Linked DNA regions of Mus musculus: regions 1, 2, 3 and 4 are each linked to region 5. The links are chromatin loops, found by intact Hi-C in ENCODE. Cell type or tissue: heart. All regions are shown on one strand.

Evidence for each region. Hi-C counts contacts between places; a loop is a spot of excess contacts. Peaks named below come from ENCODE experiments on the same cell type or tissue, not always from the same donor. Only the 100,000 strongest peaks of a DNase experiment are listed, where the experiment ranks them.
Region 1: a loop joins it to region 5, with 3 times the contacts of the local background. A loop is called at or near these places in 2 of 42 quality-filtered maps.
Region 2: it touches region 5 in a loop (23-fold over the local background); 11 of 42 quality-filtered maps call a loop at or near these places.
Region 3: it touches region 5 in a loop (2.7-fold over the local background); 9 of 42 quality-filtered maps call a loop at or near these places.
Region 4: a loop joins it to region 5, with 5 times the contacts of the local background. A loop is called at or near these places in 9 of 42 quality-filtered maps.

What each region holds. Positions count from the first base shown.
Region 1 is chr13:72,637,966-72,642,965 of GRCm38, reverse strand. No RefSeq gene overlaps it. Among named protein-coding and RNA genes, the nearest start is that of Irx2, 12 kb to the right of the region's middle. In heart, a CTCF peak has its summit at 2,635; no DNase peak of the experiment used is centred here; H3K4me3 peaks cover 2,091 bases; H3K27ac peaks cover 1,164 bases; H3K27me3 peaks cover 3,989 bases.
Region 2 is chr13:73,031,207-73,036,206 of GRCm38, reverse strand. No RefSeq gene overlaps it. Among named protein-coding and RNA genes, the nearest start is that of Gm30049, 94 kb to the right of the region's middle. In heart, a CTCF peak has its summit at 2,937 (motif pointing right); no DNase peak of the experiment used is centred here; H3K27ac peaks cover 591 bases; H3K27me3 peaks cover 446 bases.
Region 3 is chr13:71,954,722-71,959,721 of GRCm38, reverse strand. It overlaps Irx1 (Iroquois homeobox 1), which reads left to right. Exons shown (of 4, transcript NM_010573.2): 2 at 1-472; 3 at 749-821; 4 at 1,049-1,490. The coding sequence ends at 1,106. Among named protein-coding and RNA genes, the nearest start is that of Irx1, 6.5 kb to the left of the region's middle. In heart, a CTCF peak has its summit at 3,102 (motif pointing left); no DNase peak of the experiment used is centred here; H3K4me3 peaks cover 3,034 bases; H3K27ac peaks cover 1,709 bases; H3K27me3 peaks cover 3,957 bases.
Region 4 is chr13:71,455,459-71,460,458 of GRCm38, reverse strand. No RefSeq gene overlaps it. Among named protein-coding and RNA genes, the nearest start is that of 1700112M02Rik, 30 kb to the left of the region's middle. In heart, no CTCF peak of the experiment used is centred here; no DNase peak of the experiment used is centred here; H3K4me3 peaks cover 800 bases; H3K27ac peaks cover 375 bases; H3K27me3 peaks cover 809 bases.
Region 5 is chr13:71,103,421-71,108,420 of GRCm38, reverse strand. Gm40997 (a long non-coding RNA gene) reads left to right here and starts at 1,994. Exons shown (of 3, transcript XR_873655.1): 1 at 1,994-2,073. It overlaps Mir466f-4 (microRNA 466f-4), which reads right to left and starts at 1,332; the gene lies at 1,212-1,332. In heart, a CTCF peak has its summit at 3,012 (motif pointing left); no DNase peak of the experiment used is centred here; H3K4me3 peaks cover 908 bases; H3K27me3 peaks cover 693 bases.

The sequences.
Region 1 (5,000 bases), 1.5 Mb before region 5:
AATGACAGTTCAACTTCTGTCTGGAGGCTGCCAGACTGAGATCTGAACCCAGGTATCCTAAACATATGCTCTTTCCTCAACTCTTTTGCCCCTCTGCTGGAAGTGGATTTTACCTACTGAGATATCTTGCCAGCCCTATTATAAAGGAAAATGTATCTGAAAGATCTTGAATATGATTCCATTTATTTTAGAGCACTCTTGCAAACAAAACATGAATTATGTCAAAACACTTGATTAGTGCCAAGTTAGAAGTGTAAGTACATTGTAATGAAACCAAAAGCAGACAGGGCAAGGTAGCACATGTCTAATCCCAGCACTCAAAAGGCAGAGAGGCAAGTGGATTGCTATGGTTCAAGGTCACCCTGGTCTATAGAGAGAGTTCTAGGCTTGCTAAGGGTTACATAATGAGATCTCCCAAGTTCTTATCCACCTCAAAAGAGAAGAAATAAGTAAAGGAAAAAAAAAGGAAAAGAGAAAAAGGAAGAGCAGACAAGATGGCTACAGTATGTAAGTCAGGGATTTTGCTTTCTTCCTTTGATCACACATGCAAGCACAATGACTTCATTAGATGGCCCCACCAAACAAGTGACCAAGGAGCCCATCTTCTGGGACAGCTCCATGACTCCTGGCTTCATTACCAGAAACATTTCCAAAGGTTCAGGACAAAGCATGCTATGCTGAATTACCCAAGCCCACTCCCTAAAAGTCTGACCTCAACTTATGCATAGTCTGAGCCGCATTTTTCCTGTCCTCATGGGCATCACTGGTTGTTGGGCAATCTTAGTAATATCTGTGGACCAGGGTAGGCAGGGAGACAACTCACTGTGCAAGTTAGGGAACCCCAAGAACCAATCGACCTGGACTGAGAGGCTCTCTGTAGCCCTGAGAGCTCCCTTCCAGTGTGATCCTGATGACTGTTCCTTTACTTTGTTTTGTGTTTGAGATAAAAGCTCATGTAGCCCAGGCTACCCTCTAACTTGCTATGTGGCCGAGGATGGCCTTGAACCGCCTGAGTGGTGGCATTACAGGCATGCACTCTCGTGCTCTGTTTGAATGAGTGCCGGGAATCCATGGCTTCACGCACACTAGGCAAGCACCCTACTGAGCTGTATTGATGGCCACCTTGAATTTCACGGGGAGGAGAAGCAGACCAGTGAGCATGACAAATGCCCCTGGGTGCCCACTGGTGTGACCAGCGGAGCACCTGCAGGAACCGAACTGGGAAAAGAGAGGCTGTGGTCAGAAGTCTTGAGTGCTAGCCTCCCTTGCAAGGTCCTGCTCAGCAGTGCCCCAACCTCAGAGGACCTCTCTTGTAGTTCTACAGGGCAATGTCAAAACACAGGGTCATGGACTGTGCAAAAGAGACACCCTCTTGGTATAAGGAGATATTCAGGCTCAGTCTCAAGTCAAACACACTCCAGGACTGACTGCAGGAGCTAGCAGTTGCCGCCAGCTCTTCAAAAGTTCCCTCAACACCTAAGGTAATTTAGGGCTACTAAACTTCTCTACCCTGGTAGGTTCTTAACATGGGGTTCCCAACTTCAATGAACAACATCCAGACTAAGGGTGACTGGCCACAGGGGGGCCATCTACTTACCAGATAATGGAGTGCAGTGTGTTGTGCCTGGTCTTAATAGTGTGTGAAAGAGAGAAAGCAGGGCTGTGTAATTAAAGCTTCAGTATACGAATCTGCTTAAAGGTGCTGAAGTTAGGAGAACAGATTTGATTCTATACCTCATTAGAGGGTCTTTGCCCTGACAATGTCTGTCTACCCACAGCACTGCCTTACCTAACTCCTTCCTTCACAGCTAGCCACACAGAAATAGCAAGAAACTGTAAAATAACCCTTCTTCCCTACTTCCACTTCCGTCCCTTAGCAGAGCCTTGAGGAGCTGGATGGGCCTTGGTTCCTCCTGTTTATGTCTGGGCCCATTATCAGGGAGGGCACTTTAGTTGAGGGGTTGAGTATCATATAATCATTATAAAACAAATTGCTTTTCCACTGTGTGAGAGCCAGGGAGAAGAAACCAAGACCTGCCACCCACTCTTATTTAAACAAACTAATGTCACTCTGGAGGCCAAAAGGAGCCAGCTCTGCCACCCACCTCTACAGAGGCTATGGCTAAGCTGTCCGGCTTGGTCTCCCTGATGTGGGGGTGGGCTGGGGCAGCAGCAGCAGGGCAGTCCACTACCCCAGTGGGGGCTGTGAGGACCTCCAGGGAGCAGTTTCCCTGGCTATGGGGGAGGATTAAGGGAAAGCCCCATGGCAGGCACCACTCCCTCCCCCAGACTGTCCAATGAGTCTACTCAAGAAAGACTATAAATACAGCTTTCTGCTGTCTAGCTCTAACCTCCACCCCAGTGTCTGGCACACATACACACCGAGGTCTTCTGGCTATATTTCTGTAATTCCAGTAAGTCCTGAGGACCCTCTCCCCACCCTTGGGCGCGCGCGCGGGGGGGGGGGTGCTGATACACAGTTTCTGAAGTCTCTGGAAACTGAGCTAGTCACTATCAGGTCCCCAAAGAAAGGCTTCTACTAAGGAAAGGTAAACACAGGGGCTCAGAACTCCCAGTTAGAATAGCTGGAAGGCACCTGAATACCTGAATTGCTCTCTGGCGCCCCCATCTCGACCAATACCCTTTGCAGGGAAGCCTCCTACTGGGTTCCTAAGGAGGAGCAAGAGAACAGTGCTGAGTATTTCTGGGCGACTAAATCTCAGCACGGGGCCACCGGCTCCCCTATTTCTTTGCATTCTAAACATTTCTCAGACTCTTGCCTGCAGGCAGGCAATGGAGCAGACTACTAGTTGCGCACTCCTGCCCTCTCTAAGATCTTGGAGTGTAGAGTGTGGAGGGTGCGTCCTGAGGGCCAGAGGCGTATGTGGGGCCCCACTGGTTCCCTCCCAGTTATGATTCCCTGCCTTGGACTCCAGTACGCGGCTGCTCTACCCCAAGCCCCACCCTTCGGCGCATCGAGCAGCGCTGAGTCCCCATAGAGTATGGGAAGATCTAGTTCTGTGCACAGCGGACAGGGGACCTGTGTTAGGAAGGAATCGAAGAAATGCCAAGAGAGTCGGGGTGTCTGCTGGAACCTGTTCCAACCAGCGAGGACGCAGCTGTGGACTTGTGGGAGCTGAGCGCCGTTTCTTGGCTCGGGATCGCTCTGAACCAGAGTCGCTTTCGATTTGCGCAGCTTTTGCCCAGAGCTCAGCAGCACAGCACCCTCAGCAGCGCGATCCCGACACACTGGGCCGGTTGGCTGCTTCCCGGGGATGAGGAGATTGAGGGCTGAGACCTGGGAGGGAGAACAGAAAGACTGGAAGGGAAGGAGTTCTCCGTGGAGGGAGCCAGGGTACCCTAGGAATAGGGCCTCACGGCCGGATGGATCCTGTGGCTGTGGCGTCCTTCGAAGCTTTATACTATAACTGTCTTCCCGGGAGAACATGAGTCCTGGCACCAGGGCAGGCTGTGTTGCTCAGGCCGTGGGTGCCTGACCCCATTCTGCAGGGCATGCAGGCTGATTCTGAGGGTCCGGGGAACCTTTTCCCTCCAAGCCCAGACATTTCCGGGTACTCTCGACCCTGACTCCACCCAAAGCTCTGAAAATCTGTCCGGAGGTGACTCTACCAGGCAGCTTTCGCTCTGGGAACTCTTCCGCTGGCAGTGGCCTTACAGGACCTCGATATGATAATTAAGGACACACGTGGCTAAGGCTCTGTTCTAGTAGATAGAAGAATAGAAAGGGGCCTGAGAAGTTGGCCAAAAGACTCCTTCTCGGCTGGGACGATTCTAGGGGTGGGTGCGGGTGGATGGAGAGCTTTGTAACAAAATGACTGTAGTAGATAGGGCAAAACCTGCGGTTGGGACAGACCCTGGGTATCATTTTCAGGATAAGAACTCACTTCAGAACACCCTGCCCCAACCCCTTCACACACTCAAAAGGCGCCCATAAACCAGGATCCCTGTAGTGAACGAAGCATCCGGGATCGAGGAGCAACCCCAGCTCTGGGAAGAAAGAAATAGGTGCACCAGACCAGTCCAGCTCAGGCCTTTAGCTGGGGACTGTTCTGGTCAGTGCAGGGCGGTCTCTAGTGCAGGATGGTAAATAGGTCTCGAGCCACCTCGCCCGCTGTCCTTTGACACTGCAGCTCAGCAGAAGTCCAGAGCCTAGACTGCGGACGCAATTCTTGCTGCCTCCCTATTCATCACTCCTAATCTGATCATTGAACTCCTGTTCGGGTTTGGAGCCCTTCCTAGCTCGCCCTTCTCTCTGGTTGAGTGGGGAACCGAGAACCTGCACCCATGCAGAGCGAAAGTGCAGCGGCAGGCCCAGTGTATGCAGAATGGGCAAGGTCTCCAAGGAAATGTCCTCAGGCCAGACCATCTCCTCCAGCGGCGTTCGGGTAACCGAATGCAGTCACTTGCCCTTGATCTTGCAGGGCTGAGACCAGGGCGGCGGGCACGCTGAGAGCTCAGACCTGCACGGCCTTGGCAGCCCAGCCCCACATCCTTTGATCCGCCTTATTCATTCCAGCTGCGCCCTATTTGTCTGTCATTTTCCCCTTTTCCTCCAGAATCATTATTTATGGCAGAAAAATAAAAGGTGCTCCCTGGAAAGAACCGAGGCAAGGAGTAAATTTCTGAGAAACAAGAGAGTGAATATGTTTCCTTTTAAAGGTCACCAAAAAGGAGGGGAGGGGAAGGGGAAGTGAAGGGGAGGAGGGGAGGATGAGGGTCTGATCAATGCTTCCTGGAACTCATTACGGGAGAGCATTAACTAACCGCTAGATCAGAGCCACGAAAAAGCAAATATTTTTAAAAAAATAACCGAAGGTAATTATAACCCTGTTGTTGACACTAACGATTAATAATTGATCAGGAGCTACACACAATAAATTGTCAATTTATCTCCTCATAAAATATGCTTGCTAGTGTAGCTGGGTTTCCTCCCCTGGGCATGTCCTTCGAAGATCCACTCCGCGTGTACATGCTGCCTG
Region 2 (5,000 bases), 1.9 Mb before region 5:
TATCCAAGGATCACATCTCTACATGCCATGTCTGGATCCAAATCAATACTCACTGCCATTGCCTTGACATGTAAGAGAAGGTCACAAACGAAATGATCAGAGAGGCAGGACCTGACGGCTGGCTTGGGCTGGGTGTCTGTGGAGTTGAGCTTTTGCTCGTGCAGAGGCTGAGGACTGTGCACATGTAGCTCGGTGAGCAGGGCGAGAGATTAGCAGATCAGAGGACTTTGTTCCAACCTCAGCACTGCTTAAAATGGGATTATATAGGCACATAGACTATCTCCTACACAAGGTCCCTGGACATTGGCAACTGTGTGCATTGTTACTGAGTTTAGGTTCTGTGGCTACTCTGCCTTTTGGCAGGAGATGCTTTTGAGCTGCAAGCCAAGAGTTGAAACAGGAGGAGCCCTTCACCCTGTCCCACAGATTTCCTTCTGGGAGGTTTTGGGGTCTAGGAGAAGCCAAAGAGCACATGGGGGTGACAGTAATAATGGACAGGGATAGGAAGGCCACATGTACACAGTCACAGAGGGACAGAGAGGAGCCAGAGTGGCTAAGAAGAGAGGAGGGACGCAGCCCCAGGAGTTTGAAGGCACTGAGGTGGCAGTGGTTGGGAGGGACACAGTGTCTGTTCTTTAGTGACACCAGGCATCTAGACTGGAGGCAGTGATGTCCCACAGAGGGTGCCAAGGGCTATGGGGCACAGACTTGGGTATCAAACATCTTGGGGAGCAGAAACACTGGCTATTTCCACCAGGGCTTTACTCCACCCCTAGTCAGTCCCCCAGACAGGCCCCAAGAGGAGGCAGCCACTTGGCTGCCAGAACGTTGATGTGGATGAAATGGGAATTTAACAATGTCTCTGGGTGAATGCATGTTGTCCTTCTTCTTCTTCTTCTTCTTTTTTTTTTTTTTGAGGTTGTCACATGATCTCGCTGTGTGACATTTCAAATCTCCATCTTGCTTTGTCGAGCCTCTATGCATGAATAATTTTCCCAGTCCTTGTTTTTAGTGGGGCCAGAGAAAGAGCGCATTACAGGCACACAATCTCCTGTTGTCCGCTATCAGCATTCGGGGGACTGAGCTGGCTTACAACAGTGTAAAGACCCCGGTGGCATGTGTTATAATATATGAACCATTGTCCCCGTGAAGAACACACGAAAGAAAGAACATTGTTCTACGAGGGAGCAATTCACCGGGTTTTTCCCAGAGACTCTTGGGTCAAGTTTTCATGGGCCTATTTGATTTTCAAATTCTGTTTCTGCCCTCTTTCCTCTCTAGGAACAGAGTGTCCAAACTTGTCTACATTCACTTCCCATGTTTTGTGCATGGTCGATGTCCTTTAAAAAGAGTACCTCAAATAAGTCTTTATTCTTGTTTTGTTGGCTCTCATTCTGTGTTTTCATGAACTTTGGCCCCAGCCATGGCAACTGCGGGAAAATGCTAACAGTGATTGACAGGATTAGAGGAGCGGGTCCCCATCCGCATTTCAAACACTCGGGGAACAATGGGGATGGGGGTGATTGAATTAATGAGGGACAGGGCTGTCAAAAGAGCACACATACTTTACATAAACCTGATTATCTTTGCATGGCAGAAATGGAGAAAAATACCGGAGGGGGCCCGAGCTTGGCTCTCAGTCCACCTTGTGGAAGGCCCATCCTGTTCAGCTCAGCTGGCCTGGCCTCCCTCCCACGCAGCATCCATCAGCCATGCTACTTAACAAGTCTATTCAGGGGCTAGGGACTGCACTCCTTTCACCACTCAGCACCTCTGTGGGGCGGTGAGTTGTTCTGTTGTTAGTTTTCCTTGGGAACCATTGCTTAATGTTATCTAAGAGCACATTCCAAAGGCTGGACTCAAGGTGGCAGCCCGGGTGTTAGCAGCTGAAAAGATGGGTGAGTCCTCACTCCAGGGACCTAAAAAGCCCAGTACTGCAGTATAAACTTATACCCTAGAGGCCACTGGCTGCAGGGAACCTGCCAGCAGGATCATTTTGAAGTCTGTGGACATCCCCACCCCTGTCCCTTTCGAAACACACAGGCTGACCACCACTTAACAGCAGAGTAGATCATTTAGCTAGAAGCCACCTGTCACCTGGGAGCCTCCTGGACCCAGGGCCAAAGAGGTCCCCTGTGGATGTCTTCAGAGAAAAGGTATAGCTGCTGCCGGGTTTTCCCCAGAGACTCACGTCTGGATCATGCCTGGGTAATCTTGCCATTGGTAATTCGACAGGAAGAACCATTGCTACCACTGGGTTCTTGAATCCAATCTCTGTGCCACATTTTAAGATGAGCTAAGTGCCACTCACACAAGGAATTCATGAGCTCAGGGGACAGACACAATGACACATATTTGTGTCACCCTAGTAGAGTCTCAGGAGACACAATGACATATATTTGAGTCACCCTAGTAGAGTCCCAGGTGCATTTGTTTCTGGGGGCTGCTGACTGATAGGGGCAAGTCAGCAAGGGTGTCCAAAGCAGACCATATCCTGCTGTGTGATTCAGGATGGAGTGAATGAGGAAGATTTGGAGCAGACCACCTTCCTCCACACCTGGGTAGACTCCAGCCCTGCTACCCAACTTGCATCTTGTTTTTTCCAAAACTAAGGGTTCAGGATGTAAGGAAGGTTTGCATTTGCAGAATGATATGAAAGCCTTTCAGCTCATTCTAGGTGCTCTGCTAACTCATTAACACAACCACAGTTGGTCACCAGTTCCTCATGATGGCTTCTTCCCTTCTAAGTGGATTCTACCTGGGGCTGGTGTGCTGGCTCCAGAGGACAGGCTGCAGAGTTGAACTGGCAGGGCTATCTCTGGAACTCACCTGCACAGCTTCATACCCGTGTGTGCATGTATATCACCCCAGACCAGGAGCAAATTCCAGATGCCAAACCTTTGGTCTTGAGCACCAGAGATGGCTGCAGTGTCCAGCCCGGCCAGCAGGTGGCTCTGCCTCACACATCCTCCTGGAGCCTGCCACCATCTTCTCAGGAACCCACACTCTGGTCACTGGCTGGCTGCACTGGGAAGGACAGAAACCTTCCTTGCTCTGCTTCCCAAGAAGTGAAGGGAGGACAGCCAGGGGCCATTGCAGAAGGATGATTGCAGTCTGCTTTCAGGGAGGTTGAGGCCACAGCCTTCCCGAGCATAGAGAGACTGGAATTCTCAGGAAAGCCTCAGAGGGGGCAATAGTGCAACTGGAGGCTGAGGGGAGTAAACAGCATTGGTTGTGCATGCAAACTTTCCTCCTTCTCTGTAAAGCACTCAGATCCTGTCTCCTGTCAGCAGCCCTCTTCATTCTGGGTCCCTTTGAAAGAAGAGGACTAATTTTTTTTTAAAGAAAGTTCCCCCCTTACTATAATTAATAAATTGATATTGTAAGTAAAGGTTTGGTAAATATTTTAATTAAAATACTTGTGCATGTATGGAGCCTATGTAATCTTTCATACTTCGCAGAGCTGAATGCATGCAGTAGTTTACCCTGTGGCCTTGTTTCGTTTCATTGTGATCAAAACTCTTCTTCCTTCCTTCCTTCCTTCCTTCCTTCCTTCCTTCCTTCCTTCCTTCCTTCCTTCCTCCCTGCCTCCCTCCCTCCCTCCCTCCCTCTCTCTCTTTCTTTCTTTCTTTTGACTGGGCCTTATGTAACCCTAGCTAGATTGGAATATATGATGTAGGCCAGGCTGAGACATGCAGAGATCTGCCTGCCTCTGCCTTAAAAGTTCTGGGATCAAAGGTGTGTACCACCATAGTTGGTAGAGCATTTCATTTTCAAGGCTAAACAAGCAGATTTTCTTAGCTATTAGGAGATTTGACGATATGGGGGCATTTAGATGCTCCCCCTTTCCCAGCCATGTCCAGCTCAAAATTCAAAACACGCCAGCAATCTTACAGAAATACCTGGCCTCTGATGTGGGGCAGTGACATTCTGGAAGTCATACATTTTGTTCTGTTAGACTGGCACCGGGCTTCCTTCTTGGTGGCAGCCTATTCCTTTGTGACTTAACACAGGACTCACTGATGGTTTTGTAAGAGATAGTCTGTTACTTTCCCAGACTCAGAGTAGACTCTGGGACCAAGAAGTGGAGTGGGCTGAGCTCCCCTGGGGCTTGGGGTCTGACACCAAAACTGGCTTATTGTCTTGAGGAAGCAGCTGCTTGATGGGGCAGGTATTTCAGAAGCAAAACTAAGGAGAACAGGTGAGGGCACAAGTGAAGCACAGATGGGCAGGAGACTCTGCAAGGTTCTCCTACTGCTGTTGGCCTGGGTACCCTGGTCAGACAGTCTCTGTTGTTACTGTCTTGTGATGGTCACAGGGGTGACTTGAGAGCTCCAGCACAGTTTACCTGAGGACTCATCGCCAGCCCCACATCTTAGGGAGGCAGCTTGGCTGTATCCGAGGGGCCTGACTAGCCTCTGCCTCCTTCCACCCAGATTCCATGCACTTATCTTCAGTGCAACTATGCCAGCCTTTTTTACCAGACTCTGACACTCAGAGATTCTGAGATTTAGACTCTGCTCCTCGTGTTTGCCAAGTAAGTACTTAACTAGCAGGGTTATCTCCCAGCTCTAATTCTTAGTCACTGGATTTTGTATTTTATTTCATGTTTGGTCTTATATTTTATTTGCAGTTCAGGGAATAGCACCTATAGCCTGGCAACCTAGAAAAGTTCTGACACCGAGCTGCTACCCTGGGCATAGAGCCAGGGCTCTCAAGTCAGTTGACATCATTAGTGGATGTTCTTATCAGTAATTGATAGGTCATGCACAGCACACCTTCTGCATGGCAAAGGACACGGGTGTGAGCAAGTATTAGTGTGCCCTGCCTGAGTGGCTTAGTGTTGGCGAGAGCTTCAGGGATCCATGGCAATCTCTCCAGGGTCTTTATTTGAGGGGAGCATACATACTCTTGCCAAAAGCCTGTGACCTGTGCACCTGTAGGAAGAAGCAGACATGGTTCACACACACTCACTGTTAGAACCAGGGTACTCTGTCCAC
Region 3 (5,000 bases), 850 kb before region 5:
CCCTTGGGCCTGGTTAAGGAGGTCTCAGAGCCCGGCAGCACACGCCTGCTGAGTCCTGGCGCCGCGGCGGTCGGCCTGCAGGGCGCGCCGCACAGCAAGCCCAAGATCTGGTCTCTGGCTGAGACAGCCACTAGCCCCGATGGTGCGCCTAAGGCGTCTCCACCGCCACCCTCAAGCCACGCCAGCGCACACGGGCCGCCCAGCGGCTCACCCCTGCAACACCCGGCCTTTCTACCCAGCCACGGACTGTACACCTGTCACATAGGCAAGTTTTCCAACTGGACCAACGGCGCGTTCCTAGCACAGGGCTCGCTGCTGAACATGCGATCTTTCCTGGGCGTCAGCGCGCCGCATGCAGCACCTCACGGCCCACACCTGACAGCACCACCACCTCCACAGCCGCCAGTCCAGGTTGCCACCGGGGTGCTCCATGGTGAGAAGGCCTCCGCACGCAGCAGTCCTGCACTTCCAGGTACCGAGCCAAAAGGTCGCATCTACTTATTTGGTCTGGGACATACAGAGACCTAGAGATGAGTGAGTGATAGTGGTGGTGGGTAGGGGAGGCTTAATGTAGTAGCTAGGCCTAGGTCTCACCGAGGCACTGAGCTGTATCCAAGGGCTTGTTCCACGGAGGTATAAGGGTAGACATTGGTCACAGGAAATATGAATCTGGGCATAGAAACCCTTCCAACCTGAACACCCCACTACCTAACCCTTTTCCTAATCTTGCAAATCTCTTTCCTTGCAGAGAGAGACCTAGTCACCAGACCGGATTCGCCCCCACAACAGTTAAAGTCGCCCTTCCAGCCGGTGCGCGACAAGTGAGTGCTTTTTAGCTTTTGCCCTGGGGCGGGATGGAAGTAGCGGTGAGGGTCCTAAAGTCCTAATTGGAGAGCACTACCCGCCTAGCTTGCTCCAGTTCTCTGGAGCAGGGAGACTGTTGGGAGGCGGTCTAGCTCTAGCCCGGGCTCTGCCCGAAGAGGCTGGGGCTCGGTGGCGCTGGATCTGTTTACTCATTGCTGGTGTCTTCTTGCTGTTTCTCATACAGCTCGCTGGCCCCGCAGGAGGGAACGCCTCGGATCCTCGCAGCCCTCCCGTCTGCCTGATTAAGGGGGGTCATCTTTTACTTTTGCGGGGGGAGGGGAGGGGGAGGGGTTGGGGGGGAGGAGACGAGGGAAGAATTAAGACAAATATTTGAGACTTGTGTAAAGGACAAACGTGACGGCAGCGTCAGTGATTCTCACACATCGCTCTCTGCAGAAAGGGGCTCATCCTGCCTAAGCGCTTGGGAAGGGGGGAGTAAGGCTCAGCCTGCCGCTCGGATTGATTATCCGATTCGGTAAATGCCCCCCTCCCACTTCTGTGTTTGTGTCTTCTTTGTTTCTTTTTTCCCCTTTCTGTATATAGCGTGATTTCAGATTGTAAATAGCGCGTCAGCGAACTTGTTTAAATCATATATTTTTGTCTAATAAACTAAATGAAACGATGTCCACGCGGCTACAGCTGTTTGTCCCTGTCCTCCTGCGTTTTGGGGGAGGCCATGATGTTTGCGATCTTGAAATCCTGGGCACAGTTCAGGGGCTATGGTTTCGCCAGACTCTTTTGGGAGAAGGGTCTTGGAACAGTGTTTCCACCGAGTGTCAGGCGCACAGTCCGTGATGGTAGTGGTTGAATTTGTTCGTTTTGCTCCTAGGCCAGCTTCTTGTTGGCAGTGTAAATCTTTGCCACGCTTAGACAAGCGTTTATCTGGAGCAGCCTTTTTAAGTACATAAATGCGTTCAATTTTAGACAGTTTACAAAACCGATGTTTTAAAGTGGATCAAAATGGGGGGAAATGAAGAGAATTTTCAATCACACTCCCAAAGGGGAACTTCGGGCTCGAAATCAATTACTCACTAGTTGTGTGAGCGATGCGTTTTAGAGGAGGGTCGTTTTCTAGTCAGAGCGTGGACGTAATGGAGTATGAAATATTGCTCACAGTGTGCTTAGTCAGTTGTTTAAGTGTAAAGAGGAGAAAACGGAAGGTTCTTTAAAAAATATTCTCATATAGATGAGCGACATAGGGTTTGGTTCCGAGTTCCGGGGTTCCCTGGGTTTGCGATTCAAGATTCAGAAGTGGCTTCAGAGAAAAGGTGCGCTACGGGGTGGGGAGTGAGTGGTGATTGTAGTGAAGGGGTTGCCTAGGGCGCATCTTTAAACCCGGGTAGGACGATCTGCGACTGTGCGTACATCAGCTGAAGAAGCCTGAACTAATAGTCCCTCAGTCTTGCCGGAGAAGGCTGAGGAGCACTGTAGCAACAATGAGGGAAGGCGATAGCTCGGTACCGCACCGGCCAGCAAGCAGTTTTGAAAACCACAGTGGAGAGTTAGGAGTCCCACCACTCCTTTGCGGCTTACCAGCCAGTCGCCTGCGCACTTTTCAGCAGAGCGGAAGACTCCGCCAAACCAGAGCCAGGACTTTTAGGACTATGATGGCTACCGGATTGGGATTCATGAGGACTGCGCAAGCAAATAGTAAAACTTCCTAAGACGATGTAAACTGTGGGGAAAACAAGCTAAATGGGGACAAAGTTGGGCAGTCTCTCCCCAGTTTAGGCTCCGCTCTTCCCAGCTGCCAGGAAACTTGCTCTCTCCCCGGGCTGCCCATAAGAGTCATGGTGTTGGTGTGTGGAGTGTGTGTGTGTGTGTGTGTGCGCGCGCGCCCCCCTGCACACCCAGGGGAAGACCATGTGCCTTTGACCACCGCTACTTGCTAGCATCAAGGACCAGCAGGCACCCCGTGCACTGCTGGGGCCACACTGCACTCAGGGCATGCTCCCTCTTCTCAATTCTTCCCACTCTTGTCTCAGGTTGAGTAAGGATTGGATTTCTGAACCTCCAGACTGGAGAGAGAGAGTGAGAGAGAGAGAGAGATTCGCAGATGCTGCCAAGGCAAGAAAGTGTACCACACGTGGGGTCACGAGTCAGTTCGCAAAGCAGCTAAGGAGTTGGGCAGTCCAGCTAGGTAGACTTGGGTCCCATAGACGCCCTCTGCTAAGCTGGTGGGAGCTCCGAGGTCTGAATGGACATGCTCGAAGCGCCCTCTATGGTCCGAAAGCAGAATGGGACCTTGACCCCTGCTGGTGATGTTTCTGGGGCTCCTTGAAACTCTGGGACAGTTAGGCTTTGGGACTCCCTAGGCAAAAGCATGGATTTGTAGTGACAAGGCTTAGTGCTTGTTCCTGGGATCAATCATGTGTGTGAGCATGTGTGCGGTGTGTGTCTGGGGGCCTGCCAGGCCACTGGCATTTGGAGGCAAAAGTGGGCTCTGGACTGTAAGCTGTGCTTTCTCTGTCCTGATGAAGTTTGCTAAGTCAAAAGTACCCTTTTACAACACCCTTGTTGAAGTTGTGTGGAGCCTCCTGTCTCTGGACCCTCAACCCAGAGGCTCTGGAGTGGGTTCCCTGATGAAACAGCATCTCTGAAGAAACCTAACCAACCATGCCTTGTATCTGAAATGAGGAATGGGATAGCCAGGCATGCTGGCACGCTACTCAGACCTTCAAAATGTCTGCTGGGAGATTTGTTCTGGGTGACTGTGGGAAGCTGCAGCTGAACTCTGGTGGACTCCTTCAGCTCAGGCAGGTAAGGTCTTCTTTTCACATCTCTGAATCTAGTCATTGCCCAAGTACCTCCCTTCTGTCTCCTTTTGTCCCTTGCAAAATACATTTGAGGTGCTCTGCCAGCATGTGCAGCCATTGAACTAGCTTGTGCCTCACTGACAGAATCCCAGTAATATAGGAGTCTAGTAGTCTAGAAGGTAGAACTGGGCAGCCGGAGGAGTCCTTCTCCTGAGAATCAGCCATGACAGTACACAGGTCAGATCTCTGTCAGAACTGCTTTTCTTCAGTGAAAAGTTAAAAAAAAAATTTTTTTTAATCAAGCCCCAAAGCATTGTTTTGCATTGTTTGTTCACATCTTCCTCTACAGCTGCTACACGTGTACAAATATATTGTTGTGCCCTGATGGGCCCTGGGTGCTGGGAACTTAACCTTTTGAAAACAAAACAAAACAAAACATGGTCTCAGAGAACTTAGAGATACCGACATCTACCATGAGAGCCACAAATGTTCCTTGGGAAGTTTTTGCCTGTGCAGGGCACTTCTAGCAACACCTTGTCCCAGGTGTCATCCCCAGTGTGGGGACAACTCTGAGATCGGAAGGGGGGAGCTGGGTGTGGGGATGGGACTCCACATAGAACTGGTGGCCTCTGCATAGAATACCCTTCCTCCCTTTGAGAAGGACATTCAGTATCCTGCCCAGACTGTCTCTCTCTGAGCTTCTTTGGAAGTTTACAAAGGACATGGAAGGGTGAGAAACGACTCTAGTCTAGGGCCCCATGCTTCAGTGCCCAGCACATCTCCTGTGGGGTGAGCATCACATCGCTCCCCTTGGCTGACCTGATGGAACTTACCCAGTCACCCTGCTTCCCCATCCAGCCCCCTTTTCTTGATCCATTATATAAAAGCACATTTATCTCCCTGCAATATGGAGAATTCATATTCATATCTCCATTATAGTGGTGTGAAACTGATTAATGTAATACGGGTCTTGGCTCAGAAGGGCGCCACCGATGAATCACGCCCTGCTGAGCTCCAGTTGTCCTTTGGTTCAGACTTAGGCAGAGAATGAGGAAGGAGAGAGAAAAAGAGGGAGGACAGGGCCAGACACAGCACCTGGGGGGTGTCTTGGATCTGGCTTCTAGTCCATCTCACAAACCCTCCAAACCTCACCTGAGGGGGAGCTCTGTGAACCCTGATCAGTCTTTCCCCTCTCCTGAAGGAGCAGAGACCCCAGGGGTGCTTCCATCTTATAGAGGGTGTTTTCCCACCAGAAAGGGGTGAGCCTTCCAAGGCGGATGTGGGGGAGGGGGGGGGGGCTTGTGGATACTGGCTTGGGAGTTTAGAGGAGTATAGAACAGGAAATGTGTTCCCAAACTGACTGGTCATTTGACAATACTT
Region 4 (5,000 bases), 350 kb before region 5:
GGTGGAATTAGGAAAGTCTGGCAGGAAGATGCAAACCTATTTTTCATTCTCTGGGGCGTGCTTCCAGTGTCCACCCTGAACCAGCGGGTCGCTGGGGTTTTGCCTCTGCTGGCTTCTGGATGAAATGCAATTCCACGGTCACAGTGGGGTTAAAATAACAGTTCAACAGAGACACTTCTCAGATAATAAAACAAACCATTAGCTTGAGAAAAGAATGTCAGTATGATGTACGGAGTCCCCAGAGGATCAATGCTCCGTAGATTATGAGAAATATAAAGAAGGTTCTGTGGTGGGGCGCGGGGCTCTCAGTGTCAGTCCGTGGCTGGATATCAGGGTCATTTTCCTATGAAGGTGGACATGTAGGCAGAGAGCCCTTGGTCGGGCCATCAGAGCTCAGAAGCCCCTGTGAACACAGGGATCCTGGAGGCCATGCTTTCCCTCTGTAATCATCTCTCTGTTCGGAAACCAATGGACAAGATTACAGTAAGTAGAAGAAAGCAAGGGAACCAGGCGACCTAAAACATTACACTTTGCCATCGTCTTTGTCTTTGCTTTTACTTTGATATCTACATTTCCAAAACATCCAGGTGCTCTGGCGCACTTAGCAACCGTATTAGCAGTGTGCTGCTGTGCAGGTCTTTCTGGCACTACAACCTGGAAAACTCTGAAAATAAAAATTTGCAGTATGTTTACATGATCTCCATGAAAATCCCCCAGTGCTAAGACAGCTTCAAAGCACACCCCTTTAGTGCTGGGAAACTGTTACCCCTCAGTCTCAAGTACCAGTCTCAGTGGCTTCCAAACGTTCTCTTGGACTGCGTGCCCCCCCCCACACACACACACTCCCCCTCCCCCACCCATCCACCCCCCCACCTCATGACTTCCCTGTGGAAAGGCTGTTCTTAAATGGTGGGGTTTTTTTTTCCTTTCTTTCCTAACAATAAAGTTAATTTGAGGATCTGATAGAAGCATACGTTAAGAGTCTTTGCTTAAGTTCCCATTTCTATCACCACAAATGATTTTTCTGCTTTTGTTCCGTCCTCTCTAACGGTAATCCCCTCTGCCTGGTTATTTGAGACAAGAGTAGATAAAGCCTTCCTTCATTTTCTTAAGTGCTCTTATTCAAGTACCCGCTCTTCAAATGTGCTGAGTAATGGCGTCTGAATGGAGGGTCCAGGAGGAGCAGAGGTGGCCCACGGGCCAGCGGCCTCTTATGCGGGTATCAGCCACGCACCACTGACCACTTGCGTTAGGTGAACCTGGACTCTGCCCCTGCAGACTCCCAGCATCCTGGGAGTCCACTCTGGAGACCAGGGTGTGGCCCCAAAATGGCTTTCTAGCTTCTGAGCTGGCTTGCTAGGATGGAGACTTACAGTGGACCTTCTAAAGGGTTCTCACCATAGAGAACTCGCTTAGTCATTTTAAGTAGGGACTCAAAAAAACCCAGTCCCTCCCTCTCTGACCCGATGAAAAACAGGACGATCCCACATTCCCAGAGATCTTGAAGCAGCTCTTTTCCAAAGATGCAGCCTCTGGCTGTGTTTCCTCCACTTGCAAAAAGCAGCCGGCTTGTGAATGCGTGGCTGGGGAGCCACTGCTCTTGGAATCTACTGGAATGATCCTGCAGATGCAGCGCTGGGGAATTTGGACGGTATTTCACGGTTGAGGAAGGGCTCCCTCCTTCTCTGAGTTCTCGCTCAGGGCTTTGAGTTGAAGACTGCAGCTTACACTGTCAAAACGCATGCTGATTTGATCCCTTTCTTAAAGGCTGGATCCTTAGAAAGCCGGCTCTGTTCCATGATAAAGGCCTATTCAGCGTGGGGTCTGACCCTGCACGCAGGCGTCCGCAGGGCCGCAGTGGAGCGCTTGCACCCCCTACAGGCCGACATGCGCAAATGCGGCCCCGACGCGGGCGCTCCTCCTCCCTCTGCCTTCCTAGAGAATTTTTTGGGAGTATTTGCAGATGCCTGGCAGTCCCTGAAACAGAGCAGGTAAGTCTTGGTTGTTGGCTCTCCCAACAAGGCAGGATCCTGGCCTCTACTACCCTACAGCTAAGCTGTGCCCGGCTTGTAACCGGAAATCAGGTTCTCACAGTCAAGAAAGACAAAAAGGAGAAGCTGTTTCAAAGAAATGTGTGGTCTGTGTGGATGCTTGTAACAGAAACTTGCCAGCCTCTGAGCCCAAAGCCAGACGTGATGCTACCACACCAATCTGTTAGTGTTGAGCAAGCCAGGCTAAAGCAGGTGTGTGTGTGTGTGTGTGTGTGTGTGTGTGTGTGTGTGTAAAACACAGCTAAGTGTCCTGTCCCAAGAGGGAAGGTTCAAGCCAGTCTCAAACAAAGAGACACAGGAAGATATTTAAAAGTAGAACCAACTGATTTTCCACGTTCTGTTGGGCTTTGAAGCACATAATTCTGTGCACCTTTGTCACCCTTTAATCTAAGCTGGACCTGTGCCCCAATCAGAGCAATGCAGTAAGGCGAGATGGGCCTCTTGTGACCGTGCAGGGCAGACATGGGTGTTTCACTCCACACGTTCACACTTTCCCCTGCCCTTCAGGCCATGGGTGAAAATTGGCCTTTCCCTTACCTCCCTACAGGATAGCACTGGCCAAGAGTGCTTCTAACTGTGGAGACCTGCATTTGCACTGTAGAGGGGAGGAGCTGCTGCCCCACAGCTTCCTGTCTGTAGCAGGTAGTACTTACCAGAGGCCAGAGTGTGGCCCCAGGAGCACAGCATCCCATGTTGTGAGCCATTCAACATGGATTCTGGGTACCGAAGGACTTGCTTGTACAATAGCAGTAGACATGTTTAACTACTGAGCCATCTCTCTGGCCCCGCCTATACAGATTCATAGATGTGTGATTATAAAAGAAGTTCATGTGTTCCAAGAATGACTTGTAATAAAATGTGGTGTTTGTTCACAGATTCTGGACAACAATGAGAGAGAGAGAGAGAGAGAGAGAGAGAGAGAGAGAGAGAGAGAGAGAGAACTAGTGAGAGAGAGAGAACTATATGCAGAGGCCCCGACCAATTTGTACAGAAATTCGTGCAATTAAAGGTCTATAAAAAACAATGTATAAAACCCAATATAAAGCAAAAATATATTTTCCACAAACAAATTATGCCCCTAAAGAATGACGGCATTCAAAATGCAAAGAGCAGCTAAATAAAGTGTTTTATGGAAGCTGCAGGAGGTTTAATCATGCTCCTTAGTAGGCAGGGAACCCTATTTTTCATAGTTGTAAAAGTGACTTTCTATTTTAAACTCAGAGAAGTTCTTTAAAAAAAAAAGAAAGAAAGAAAGAAAGGAAGAAGGAAAGAAAAGAAGGAAGAAAAAAAATCCCCCAGGTTCTTGGACCTGCTGAAAGTCTGCAAAAATCCAAACAAACATTACATTTCCCTCACCATACACTCATTCTTTTGAGACAAACAATGCCTTTGTTATGATTTCTGTAGGTAAATACGTACCTGAGATGCAAAAGAGAAGAGGGTCTGCAAAGAAACCCAGGGTTCTGACTTCCTCTGTAGCTCTTGCAGGAAGAGTGTGTGCTGCCATGTATACATTGAGGCTATTCTAGATGCTATGATGAGAAAAGCCACCCATCTCAGATTCTGTCAGCAGTACAGGTTATCTGAGGGAGGTACGAAGGGTGTTTAAAGACACAGTTGCAGAATCAGACTCAGAGGCCATGACCACTTCAGTGTAAGTAAGGCAGAGGCAAGGACAGGCTCTGGATGCAGAGACTATTTGTTCAAGTTCAAGATTTTTCTTAAAAGTATCTCAACATTTTTTACACAGCTCATAGGAATAATTGCTACTTCATTTGGAGAGAATAGAGCATACTGGTCTCTTCCTCCTCTTCTTCAGCTAGAAGAGGGAAGCAAAAAGAGACACCTCCTCTCATTGGATATCATGACTAAGCCAAGAGGGAAACTGAGGAGACTACAAGACTTGACAAGGCTTCATCACATCACTCTTTACCCTCAGCAGAATAACAAAGAATGTCCGATTCAAAATAAGTCAGGGTCATAGCTAACTATAGCTCACAGGAAGTCTCAGTGCAGTATGGCAGCCAACAAGTGAAGAACAGGGCCTCACAGGTCTCAGGGAAATGTACCCCAAAGCAATGTCCCAAAGGCTGTGCCGCTACACAAATAAGCAGTGTTTCTGTCACATAACTTGGCTGAATATCTGCCCACAAACCCTCAGTTGTTACCCCAAAATGGTGTAACCATTTTGGAAAATATTAGTGGTGGGTAGAAGCTCATAGAACCTAATTATCCCATTCAAGGTCTCACAGTTCGTGCCCCTGCTCTATGTAAACCTGTGTTCAGAACAGAGTTCTGCAGCATCAGTAACAGCCTAAAGCTAGTAGCACGACCCTCACCAATCATAGAATAAGTGCAAATGCTATTTGGTGTTTTCATCCTTGGAGTTTTATGTGACAGTGTAAACAAATTACATATGCTGTGTGAAATAATCCTAAATGAATTGCAGAAAGGATCCAGAAATGAAAGTCCTGAATTCTGACAAAGACCCCTGTGAGCACGTGTGAGATTGTAAGTCAGGAAAAAAATGACTGCTAGCTGAGTCCATCAGGTCCTGGTGCGCAAAGGAAGCTTTTGGAGTCCAGCATCTCCTGGTAATGAGGAAAGCCTTGTTCTGAGCATCGATGTGGGTGAAAAAGGTATATGTACTTCATTCACAATTTCATAAAGTGTTCTCTCGGGAAGGGATTCCACGACCCCATCCAGCCTACAGGGTTTTTCATGGTAGCTCGCCAGTGTTCTTATCCACAGGATCCAGAGAACAAAATCTCTTCATCAGAAAATGTTGGGATAATCCTGCCCAACTCTGAGCATGGGATCTCGTGATCGTTCTCCCAAAATCCAAACTGGGGACAAGGCACAGAATGTTCTCCACGGCGAGTCTCAGCTTCTGAAGTCAGATTCCAGAAGAGGCCAGAACTGTCCTGTGCACAGGGACCATCCTGCTAT
Region 5 (5,000 bases):
TTCTGGGCATACAGCCAACGAGTGAAGATCAGCCTACCACACATACCTGCATGGGCAATCGCTGACTCATGCGGCCAATCCAGGCATCCATCAACAGATGAGGCTACAGAAAAGACTCAGTGGAGTTTCACTCAATCATGTAGCATGCAGTCAGGATGTCTGCAGGAAAATGTCTAAAGGTGGAGATCATAGCAACGCTAAGTGAAACAAGCCAGTCATCACAGACAGGCTCTCTGTCTTTTTGTATGTGCACATGTGCACATAACAGGAGTAACAAACGGATGTGAAGCAGGAGAGGAAAACCCTGTGAATGTGTAAGCGGAAGAGAGTGCGAGAAACAAACCCAGAAGAGGGTGGGTGTGCCACAGCGCTTTGTGTCACATGAGCGAAAGCTATAATGAAACCTCTCGCTCTGTACAGTCGCTGTGTGCTCATGAGAGACGCATTCACAGACACACACGCCTACAGCTGATTTTTGATAGGGCAGCAAAGACAGGGTAGGCATGTCAGGCTCATCTGTCAACAACAGGGTTCAATAAAACAGCTTCAAACTGTACCTGAAAGAACTTGCGAAAATTGACCCACTGGGGCCCAATATAACAATGAAATATAAAACTAGAAGGAAGTGTCAGATACTTTATGATATAGGTCTAGATTAAAATGCGATGTAAAAATTACAAGTCAGGGGCTGGGGCGATGGCTCAGTTGGGAAAGTGAGTGTCCTCGAGTCTGAGGACCAATGTTGTGATCTCCAGCACCATTCAGAAGTCAGGCATGGCGGCCCATCTGTAACATTAGCTCTGAGTGGTACTGGGAGGAGCGATGCTGGGGCCTCCTGTCAGCCAGTCTTGATATGGGTGAAGAGCAGGTTCTCTGAGACTCCAATTCATAAAAACAAATAGAAAGAGACAGAGGAAGACACCCAGGGTCTGACCTATACCCATTTACAAATACATGGAGACACTCACACACACACACACACACACACACACACACACGCACACACACACACACACACACGATCACATGCACACACACGCATGCACACACACAGTCACATACAGGGATACACACATGCACACATACATGCACATACACAGATACACACATGCACATGTGCATACAACATACAGAAATATACCCATATACATACACATGCCGACACATGCACATACACTCACATACAGAAACACACACTCACATACATACACATATGCACATTCACACACAAGTAGACACACAGATATAGATGCACACACATGCATGCACACACTCACATACAGATACACACACATGCACATGCACACACACGTAGACACACAGATGCAGATGCACACACTCACATACAGATACACTCACATACACAGATACACACATACATGGATGAACAGATACAGAGATACATACACACACACAGATAAACAGGATGACAGACACACCTACACACACACAATGTTAACCACAGCTTCATGGGCACTGGCAAACAGAATCTTGCACTTGGCCATGAGGACATGGGTGGGCATTTACTGTTCAAACGTGGATGGATATAAAATATCAAAATGAGGGCTCTGAGCAACAGGAGTTAGAGAAACAGGATGCTTATTTAATTAGTTGTAACAAGATGTTGCAACTCTACTTCAGTAGCTGTAAACACCCTGCATTCCCCCTGGAAAACATCAGGAGCTGAGGGAGAGGACTTAGCACGTAATGTGATTGGATCATACGTTTGTTTATTAGGCCCAGTCTCAGAAATGAGGATGTATGTCAATCAAAACCTAGCATTGAACAGGACATACTTTGCACATTTTCTGTTAAGGAGGCCTGTGATGGTTTGAGTATGCTTGACCCGAGGAGTAGCACTATTAGGAGATGTGCCCTTGTTGGAGCAGGCGTGGCCTTGTTGGAGGAAGTGTGTCACTGTGTGGGTGGGCTTTGAGTCACTCCTCCTAGCTGCCTGGAAGACTGGTCTTCTAGCATCCTTCAGAATAAGGTATGTTCCTTCTCCAGCGCCATGCCTCTCTGGATGCTGCCATGCTTCCTGCTGCGATGATAATGGACTGAAGCTCTAAACCTGTAAGCCAGCCCCAATTAAATGTCCTTTAAAAGGGTTGCCTTGGCCGTGGTGTCTCTTTACAGCAATGGGAAGACAAGGGCTCACTGAGACTTATTTTTCAAGTCCCGTTGAGATCTCTGTCTACCCCAGACCCTTCCTGAAGTGTTTATTTGTCCTTAGATTTCCATGACCCTCCCGTCTGCATGAAGGTTTTTTTTGTTACCTTTGAGTGATGGGCATAATTTATCAGAAGCTACGAGGACTGCTCGATACTGGGGAAATGCCCCTGCTCGCTGCTCGAGACATGGTTCTGCCCATTGGCACAATAGCTGTGTTGTTGGGGCTGCCTGGGTTTTGCCTGGAGTGATGTGTTTAATAAGGAGGAAGGCACTATCCGCATTTTAGTTTGTGTTTTAGGGACAAGTCTCAGGTGGCAGAGACTGTCTCAAATTCATATAGAGTCCAAGACTACAAAAGGCCCCTGTCTCCCCACCGACCCTACCCAAAGAAAAATAAAAACACAGAAAACTTAAGGCCAACGTTCTCCAGAGGAAGGACTTGCAGCGCATCTGGATTGTTTTAATTTTATTTTATTTTATTTTTTCCTGTTACCACTCCCCTTAAATAAATCTCAGGTTTAAGGAGGTTACTCAGGAGGTCAGATCCACTGTTCTGTCTTTGAAGTTGGGATTCCCCCGACTTCAGCAATGCTGTTCACGGTTCAGGTATGAGAAGGGTTTTAAGGGAACTTCACTCTAGAGACTTCTAGCTCTCAAGCGCAAGTTGCCTGCTCCGTAATCAGCTTTGCCATCTGACTGCTGTATCAGAAGGTATTCACTTAGCAGTAATTAAGAGGAAAAGCTGATTTTTATTGGTTCCAACTGTTAAAGAATGTTTGCCTCGCACCCTGGCAGCTGCGGTGCACCAACGGGGCAAAGGCTGTCTTCGGCTGCCACCTAGCGTCCGCCTTCGGAAGCACGGACACTGTTTCCCCTTCGCTGAGGCCAGCAAAGGGGTCTGTGAAATTCCCCGCTGCTCACAAAGGAAAAATGATTTCCCTAAAAGCCACAGTGCTTTTTAGAGACCTTGGCCGCGGTCCAATTTAGCTTTACAGTAGGGGGGAGAGGCAAGAAGAGAAATGAGCCGTTTGATTTTGTGTTGCTGAATGTATTTTAATAAAGATTTTGAATGCATGTTTTAAGTAAATTCCCAGGCGCTGCAGGGCAGCTGGACATCACGAGAGGAAGAGGAGCTAGTGTAATCCAGAGGAACCCAAGTCACAATTACAGCGTTCACTCTTTCCTCATTTACAGTTCATGAAGGAAGCAGTGCCGTCTCGCTTATTTCATTGTTCATCTGTCTTCTAAATTCGAGTATTAGAGCATCGAGCCACTCTGAGGACGAAAAAGAAAGCAGGCACGTTAGGAAAGCCCCCAAATGTTCTGAAGCACCAGGGAAACCAAACGATTGCTCCCAAACAGCCCGTGAAATTGTCACAATTACCTCCCGAAACCACAGGGTTCTCCACGTTATTTTTCTCTCTTCCCAGCTGACTCAGAAGGAAAAGATCCAGGGATCTCTCTCAATTTAAACTGCAGGGTGGGAGGAGGCTGTCCCGGCGTGGTGCAACTGCTCTGTGAAGGATCTAACTTCAAGGCACCCGTGGCCTGTGACCCGGAGAAGGAGTTTGCAAAGTCCTAAGCCTAATTTCCAAATTTTGCACTTGAGAAAGCGGAAGCTCTCAGGAGCTGAGCATCTCTGGGCGATTACACAGCTGGTTAGAGCCGGAGCAGGCTTCTCACTGGGGTGTGCTCTCCCCTTCACTGCCTTCTCTCAACTCAATATTAATATTTATGTGCCCTATGCATGAACATACTCTGCCACATCCTACAAGACAAACATACACCTTCTAGGAGTTGGAGGGAATACGTTCTCTCACACATGCACATAGAGGAAAGCAAAGCATCCCAGCTTATAAAACTGTCTGGATTTAGAACAGATCATATCTAAAGCACCATCATGATTTCTGTGTTCTAGAACCCGAGTGTTTTCAAGATGTTTGAACAGTTCAGGGACCTTTTGCTCTGGCAATAGATTCTTCACTACAAGTATAATATATATTTAATAATATTAATATATGACAAAGATTCAAGATTTATATATATATATATGTATATATATATATATATACATACACACACACACACACACACACACACAGAGAGAGAGAGAGAGAGAGAGAGAGAGAGAGGTATATACATCCATAGGGAAATTCAGACATTAGGGCAAATTATTAATTAAATGTTCTCCTGTGTTCTAATATTTTCCATAAGAATACATGTTTAAAGTCTGAACAATTTTAATAGTAAAAGTAATTGGTAATATTGTACTGAGCCAATCCTAGTCTACTATTACTATAATTTTATAACAGTTTAAAGTGTCTCAGAGTCTATCCCTGACTCCCCCCATGAACCGCTCTCTCTCTCTCTCTCTCTCTCTCTCTCTCTCTCTTTCCCTCTCGGCCATCTATCTCCCACACTGTTCTGGCAGCCTAGTCAGATGAGCTCTGGTACCTGCTGCTAAGGCTTCCATTTTCTCACAGGAAGTATTAGATTACAGAGAGCCTAAGATTGTGTGTGTGTGTGCGTATGTACACACACACACACACACACACATATATATACATATATATATATATATGTATATATATATATATAATGTATGTCTAAATATGGCACTTAAATTGGTTACAGAAAATTCATTTTCTTTTTCTTGGTACATTCTGCTGCTCTTCATTTTACAGTTGGCATTGTTAGATAAATCTCATGATTTCCTTGGATTTCTCCTATAATTTGGTAAACTCTACACTATAAAAATTTGGTATCTTTGTTTTTGGTATAACTGAATTTGGGGTGTGTCTTTATTGGGTCCTCTCTCTTGATTTTTC